Linked DNA regions of Homo sapiens: regions 1 and 2 are each linked to region 3. A link is an interaction called in ENCODE POLR2A ChIA-PET data of the cell type or tissue named here. Cell type or tissue: GM12878. All regions are shown on one strand. Region 1 overlaps RERE (arginine-glutamic acid dipeptide repeats). Region 2 has its middle 9.9 kb from the start of GPR157. Region 3 overlaps ENO1 (enolase 1).

The links. ChIA-PET counts read pairs that join two places held together with the same protein. Peaks named below come from ENCODE experiments on the same cell type or tissue, not always from the same donor. Only the 100,000 strongest peaks of a DNase experiment are listed, where the experiment ranks them.
Region 1: POLR2A ChIA-PET joins it to region 3 with 12 read pairs; 3 of 35 experiments call an interaction of 5 or more read pairs at or near these places.
Region 2: POLR2A ChIA-PET joins it to region 3 with 10 read pairs; 5 of 35 experiments call an interaction of 5 or more read pairs at or near these places.

What each region holds. Positions count from the first base shown.
Region 1 is chr1:8,765,689-8,768,188 of GRCh38, forward strand. The region is part of intron 1 of RERE (arginine-glutamic acid dipeptide repeats); the gene reads right to left. Among named protein-coding and RNA genes, the nearest start is that of RERE, 51 kb to the right of the region's middle. In GM12878, no CTCF peak of the experiment used is centred here; no DNase peak of the experiment used is centred here.
Region 2 is chr1:9,137,757-9,140,256 of GRCh38, forward strand. No RefSeq gene overlaps it. Among named protein-coding and RNA genes, the nearest start is that of GPR157, 9.9 kb to the left of the region's middle. RefSeq lists an enhancer at 1-35. In GM12878, no CTCF peak of the experiment used is centred here; no DNase peak of the experiment used is centred here.
Region 3 is chr1:8,873,455-8,875,954 of GRCh38, forward strand. It overlaps ENO1 (enolase 1), which reads right to left. Exons shown (of 12, transcript NM_001428.5): 2 at 1,370-1,463. The coding sequence starts at 1,454. Among named protein-coding and RNA genes, the nearest start is that of ENO1, 4.0 kb to the right of the region's middle. RefSeq lists enhancers at 1-435, 1-1,025. In GM12878, no CTCF peak of the experiment used is centred here; no DNase peak of the experiment used is centred here; H3K4me3 peaks cover 2,500 bases; H3K27ac peaks cover 1,857 bases.

The DNA.
Region 1 (2,500 bases), 110 kb before region 3:
CATACCTGTAATCTCAGCACTTTGGGAGACCGAGGCAGGCGGATCACAAGGTCAGGAGATCGAGACCATCCTGGCCAACATGGTGAAACCCCGTCTCTACTAAAAATACAAAAATTAGTAGGACATGGTGGCACGTGCCTGCAATCCCGGCTACCCGGGAGGCTGAGGCAAGAGAATCGCTTGAACCAGGGAGTCGGAGGTTGCAGTGAGTCAAGATCGCACCACTGCACTCCAGCCTGGCGACAGAGCGAGACTCCGTCTCAAAAAAAAAAAAATTAGCCGAGTGTGCTGGTGCATGCCTGTAATCCTAGCTACTTGGGAGGCTGAGGCAGGAGAATCACTTGAACCTGGGAGGCAGAGGTTGCAGTGAGCTGAGATTGCAACACTGCACTCCAGCCTGGGCAACAATGAAACTGCATCTCAAAACAACAACAACAAAAAGAAAAAACAAACAAAAGATCAAAAGGACTACAGCAGTGAAGAACAAAATTTCTAATTTTGTTAGAAATTAGAGGATTTGAACATGCCAACTGGTTTGGAATCTATAAAGTAATTCAAGCAAGAGACAGTGGCCAGGTGCAGTGGCTCACGCCTATAATCCCCGCACTTGGGAGGCCAAGGCTGGCAGACCACTTGAGGTCGGGAGTTCAAGACCAGCCTGGCCAACATGGTGAAACCCCATCTCTACTAAAAATCAAAAAATTAGCTGGATGTAGTGGCACGCACCTATAATCCCAGCTACTCAGGAGGCTGACGTGGGAGAATCACTTGAACCCAGGAGGTGGAGGTTGCAGTCAGCCAAGAGCCAAGATTACACCACTGCCCTCCAGCCTAGGCAACACAGCAAGACTCCATTGCAAAAAAAAAAAAAAAAAGAAAAGAAAAAAAAGAGAGAGAGAGAGACAGTGGCCTGAACTAGCGTAATGGATTAGGAAGAGATAAGAGATACAGGAAAAAGAAACAATACTTGATTCTATATAGTGGGGAGAAGAGAAGGAATCAACACAGCCCAGGGTTACTTACTTAGAAAATTGAGTAGCATTTATCAAAACAGGAAAACACAGAAAGACATGTTTGGGAGCAGGAAAATTCACAATATTGTGAAATTTAATTATATTTACAAAAGTTATATAAGGACTTAGAGAAGGTTTTAAGAAGGTTTTGTTTTAAGGTTTTGTTGGAAGCTTTCTTGGGCATTTATCTAATTTTAAAATGCAATTTAATGTTAGTTATGTTTATAAGTAGAACTGGATATTTAAACAGAATTCAACTTGAATTAATCAACATGTATCAAAAACTGCATTATTTTTCTTTTACCTTTATATAAAATGTACTGAATTAATGAATAGACTAATATGATTTATAAACTGAACTCAAGGCTCAAGGAAAATTGGACTTTAAACTTTTTAACAATAAATTGACTATTCATTTTCTACACCAGAAACTGTAAGTAGTTGGGTATCACTGGCATGTAGCATTACTGGTTGAAAACCGAGAAGTTCTAATTTGATGGCTTCTATTTTCTCTGGAAATGAGGTCATCAATTCAGGAAATGGAACGGAAGGATGGGTGGTATGAGAAAGTAGACCAGGAATCCAAGGTTTGATACATAATTGAAATAAAAGCAATGGAGGCCAGGCACAGTGGCTCATGCCTGTAATCCCAATACTTTAGGAGTCTGGGGCAGGACAATTGCTTGAGCCAGAATTTGAGACCAGCCTGGGCAACATGGTGAAATCTCATCTCTACAAAAAGCAAGTCAAAATTAGCTGGGTGATGTGGTGCACATCTGTATTAATCCCAGCTACTTGGGAGGCCAAGGCAGGAGGATCACTTGAACCAGTAGGTGGAGGCTGCAGTAAACCAAGATTGCACCACTGCACTCCAACCTGGGCTGCAGAGTGAGGCCTTGTCTCAAAAAAAAAAAAAGAGAAAGAAAAAAAATGCTGCTTATCAAAAAGGATGGGATTTCTAAATAAAAAGCTTTCTTTATTAAAAAAAATTAAAAATAGCCTGTAATCCCAGCACTTTGGGAGGCCAAGGCAGGCGGATCACTTGAAGGTCAGGAGTTCAACACCAGCCTGGCCAACATGGTGAAACCTCATCTCTACTAAAAATAAAAACAAAATTAGCCAGGCATGGTGGTGCACGCCTGTAGTCCCAGCTACTTGGGAGGCTGAGGCAGGAGAATCACTTGAACCTAGGAGGCGGAGGTTGCAGGGAGCAGAGATCACACCACTGTACTCCAGCCTGGGTGACAGAGCGAAACTTTGTCTCCAAATATAATATAATAATAAAATAAAATAAAAATGAATAAATAAAAGTGATGGAGAAAAGACGAGCTACGTGGTGGACAGATACAGAAGGACCACTTGAAATAGTCACAGGCCATTTGGAGTAAAAAGGCCATGACTTCATGAGGCATCCATTAGCTGAATGATGTCTTTTTCTTTAAAATTACTTAGTAGCATAATGACTTTCTTCCAAATAATGTAAAAAG
Region 2 (2,500 bases), 260 kb after region 3:
CCACCTCCTAGGGTCAAGCTATCCTCCTGTCTCAGCCTCCTGAATAGTTGGGATTACAGACACACACCACCATGTCCAGCTAATCTTTGTATTTTTAGTAGAGATGTGGTTTTACCATGTTGGCCAGGCTGGTCTTGAATGCCTGACCTCAAGCCATCCACCCGCCTCGGCCTCCCAAAGTGCTGGGATTACAGGTGTGAGCCACTGCGCCCGGCCTTGATGGGCAGAATTCTAAACCTCCCCCTTCCCCAGCCAAGATTCCTGTCTCCTGGTTTTTCAACCAAATGCCAAACTAGGTACTGATGTGGGGGCATTTTTTTTTTTTTGAGACGGTGTCTAGCTCTGCTGCCCAGGCTGGAGTGCAGTGGTGTGATCTTGGCTTACTGTAACCTCTGCATCTGGGTTCAAGCGATTCTCCTGCCTCAGCCTCTTGAGTAGCTGGGATTACAGGCATATGCCACCATGCCCAGCTAATTTTTTTTTTTTTGAGACGGGGTCTCACTCTGTTGCCCAGGCTGGAGTGCAGTGGCATGATCTCAGCTCACTGCAACCTCCACCTCCTAGGTTCAAGTGATTCTCCTGCCTCAGTCTCTCGAGTAGCTAGGACTACAGGCGTGCGCCACCACGCCCAGCTAATTTTTGCATTTTTAGTAGAGGGGGAGTTTCACCATGTTGGCCAGGCTGGTCTTGAATTCCTGACTTCCAGTGATCCGCTCACCTTGGCCTCCCAAAGTGCTGGGATTACAAGCATGAGCCTCTGCACCTGGCTAGCATTTTGAAGATGTAATTAAAGTCCCATGGCTGGGCGGGCGGATCACTTGAGGATCCTTGAGGTCAGGAGTTTGAGACCAGCCTGGCCAACATGGTGAAACCCAGTCTCTACCAAAAATACAAAAAATTAGCCGAGCATGGTGGCGCATGCCTATAGTTCCAGCTACTCTGGAGGCTGAGGTGGGCAAATCGCTTTAACCCAGGAGGTGGAAGTTGCAGTGAGCGGAGATCATGCCATTGCACTCTAGCCTGGGCAACAAGAGTGAGACTTCGCCTCAAAAAAAAAAAAAAAAAGTCTTGTTTCAGTGGATCTTAAGATATAAAGAGATATAAAGATTAACAGAATGTGTGGTGGCTCATGCCTGTAATCCCAACACTTTGTGAGGCTGAGGTAGGAGGATCGCTTGAGGCCAGGAGTTCAAGACCAGCCTGGGCAACATAGTGAGACCCCTGTCCCTACAAAAAATTTAAAATTTAGCCAGATATGATGTCACACACCTGTAGTCCCAGCTACTTGGGAGGCTGAGGCAGGAGAATCACTTGAGACCAGGAGGTAAGCCATGATCAGGCTACTGCACTTCAGCCTGGGCAACAGAGTGAGACTCTGTCTCAACAAAACACAACAAAAAAACAAAGATGACCCAGATTGGTCTGGCCCAATCAGGTGAAATCTATGAAAGCAGAGTTTGGTGCCAGGTGTGGTGCTCACATCTTCATCCCAGCAACGTGGGAGGCTGAGGAAGACGGCTTGAGGCCAGGAGTTCAAGACCAGTCTGGGCAACATAGCAAGATCCCATCCCTACAAAAATTTAAAAATTAGCCAGGCGTGGTGGTTCACACCTGCAGTCCTAGCCACTCCATCACACCTGTAGTTCTAGCCACTTAGGAGGCTGAAATGGGAGGGTTGCTTGAGCCCAGGAGTTCGAGATTACAGTGAACCATGATCACGCCATTGTACTCCAGCCTGGGCGACAGAGTGAGACCCGTCTCAAAAAAAAAAAAAAAAAAGAAAAAGAAAAGAAATTAATTAACTAATTAAAAGCAGGGTTTTATTTGGCTAGTAGCGAAAAAGGAAGTCAGGGAGATTTAGAGCATGAGGGGAATTCTGTAAGCAGAGGGGTTTGGGGCAGTGAGGAGGAGAGATCATGCAGGGCTCAAAGTCAGTGTGAGGACTTCAGCTTGGATACACCAAGGGACACGGGAGTCACTGCAGGGCTGAGCAGAGGTGTGCCGTGGGCTGCCATGATTGAACACCAGTGGGCAGGCCGAACACGGTGGCTCACAACTGTAGTCCCAGCACTTTGGGAGGGAAGGCAGGCAGATCATCTGAGGCCAGGGGTTCGAGACCAGCCTGGCCAACATGGCGAAACCCCGTCTCTACTAAAAATATGAAAAATTAGCATGGTGGTGGGTGCCTGTAATCACTGTGGGAGGTTGCAGTGAGCTGAGATCACACCATTGCACACCAGCCTGGATGACAGAGCGAGACTCCATCTAAAAAAAAAAAAAGAAAGAAAAGTGCTGGAATTATAGGCATGAGCCATTGCACCTGGCCCATTTTAACCATTTTAAAGTATACAATTCAGTGGTGTTGATGACATTTGCAATATTGTGCAACCATATTTCCAAAACATTTCCATCACCTCCAACAGAAATCCCATACCCCTTAAGCAATAACTCCCCATGGCCTTCTCCCCCCAGCCCCTGGTAACCCTGATTCTACTTTCTG
Region 3 (2,500 bases):
TCCCAACAATCTTCTAGCATCTGGGGTCTTTTGTTGCTTAAAGTTCATTAATATCCAAGTAGAAAGTTCCACCCATTGACTAAGCAAACCACTCTTACTGGATGAAGGGAATTCTTGGCATCCTGTGAGAACCCTCAGGGTTCCCCATAAAGCCAGTGAGAAACCCCACAGTGCTTGAGAGCCCACACAGCAAGCAGCCAACTCAGGCATTCTTTTGCCCAACGAAGTCAGGCCTCAAGGATCCTTTCTTCCTGAGGGGGAGGGGAGGTGCAAGGGGAAGGGAAGGGCTGGGGTTCCACTGCTAGGCCTGTGACTCACAGATGGTGACTCAGCTCCGACTGGCAGTTCTCTGTGAGTTTAGCACCGCTGAGTGATTCTGCCTGAAGCTCCTTTGCCAACCTCACCCACTCTGTCCATCGCGCCATGTGCTGGAGGTAACACAGAGCTACAAAGGCACTGGATTTTCTTCTTAAAGGAAGGAGTTTCACAATTCTCTAATTTTTCATAAGAAAACTCCTCCTATAGGGATTGACAGCCAGGTAAAAATGAGAGCCTCCAGACTATTCCAAAGCCTACAGGTAAAAACTGTCCTTGATCCTTGCTGAAGACTGATTTCTAGTCACAGAGATAAAGGTGCTATATTCACACCTGCTATCCCTCCCCTTATCAAGAGATACCATCCTATCACACTGTATCCTGCATTTGGTCACAGCAAGCTGTCAGCCAACAACTAGTGATGGGCCCCTTTAGGGACAAGGTCTTGTGGTATCACCTTACTTCCTTACTTCACTGACTTAGGAGCCAACTTATGTGGTTTTAAGCCAAGGAGCTGGCAGGATCAGGCGGGGTGGCTCACACCTATAATGCCGGCACTTTGGGAGGCAGAGGCGGGCAGATCACCTGAGTGAGGTCAGGAGTTCGAGACCAGCCTGACCAATATGGTGAAACCCCCGTCTCTCCCAAAAATGCAAAAATTAGCCAGGTGTGGTGGTGCACACCTGTAGTCCCAGCTACTTGGGAGGCTGAGACAGAAGAATTGCTTGAACCTGGGAGGCAGAGGTTGCAGTAAGCTGAAATCATGCCACTGCACTCCAGCCTGGGTGACAGAGCAAGACTCCATCTCAAAAAAAAAAAAAAAAAAAAAAAGAAAAAGAAAAAGAAAAAAATAAGCCGAGAAACAGCAAGACACTGGCTCCATGCCTAAAAATTCCCCAACCCTCACAGTCAGGAATCACAACCTACTAGCATGTGCAGACAGAAAGAAAAGCTTTAACAGATTTTTTTTTTCCTAAGGCTCCAGCATTTGTAGAAAATTTTTAAAATGAAGCACGGTGGAAGGAACCATGGAAACCAAGGAGGTGGCACATACCTTTTGAGGTGAAGAGATCAACCTCAACAGTGGGATTCCCGCGAGAGTCAAAGATCTCCCTGGCATGGATCTTGAGAATAGACATGGTGAACTTCTGTAGAAGAAACACACAGTTCATGTTTTCCATAAGCCATAATGCTGCATTTCCTCACTCATTCAAGGAATCACTTCCGAGGTTCGTGGACTAGAGAGAATCAGCACTGGACTAAATACTGGATGTAGGAAAGCTGGCTAGGGTGGGGGGAAAAGCCTGCTGGAAAGCAGTGAGAATTCTCCTAATTAAGTAGTTAGGGCCTAGCTGCGGAAGGCCTTAACCTTTTTATGCCTAGTATTCCATTACTGGAACGCTAAGGGCGTGGGAGTTACTTTTATCCGACTGCTCAAGTCATTGCCAAGGTCTGATTTTTCACAAAAAAAGATTTGCAACCTCTGGCATAAATGGGTTAAACCCTAGCAATTGAGGTCTTGTTCTGTAAGAAAAAAGAAAAAAAAAAAAAGAGAGAGAAAAAGCCCACAAACGTGTGTGCCCAGGGAGAATCAAATCCAAATAGAAAGATGAATGTGTTGCTCGACGCAGAGTGGCCCAGGAGCTGTCTGAAACTGGCTATTGTCATGAGTGAACAATGAGGGCTGGCATGGGAATGGAAAGGAACCAAGAACAGACATGAAGGTCACAAGCAAAACCACCTAGGGCCAAAAAGAGGGTGGCGGGACCAGGGGAAAACCTTGCTTGTAGCAGAATTAAAACAAAATAGTGAATGAAGTTTGGACATAATTCTTCAGATTAATATTCACTTAGTAGGTATTTGATCAGAAATTCTGAGTTTGGAAGTCAGGAACAATGAAGTCCTTGGACCGTGTGATCTTGGCTACTGCCACTTCCTGGGACTTTCCAATTTCACAGTACTTGGGTCTTCAGTGTTGTTATGTCATTAATGATAACATCTTTATTTTATTTTAGTTACTTTTTTAAGAGATGGCGGTCTCACTATGCTGCCCAGGCTGCTCTCAAACTCCTGGGCTCAAGCGATCCTCCCCTGCCTTGGCCTCCCAAAGCATGCTAGGATGATTATAGGGGTAAGCCACCAGGACCAGCCAATAATGACATCTAATTATTTCTTCCCAACGGGG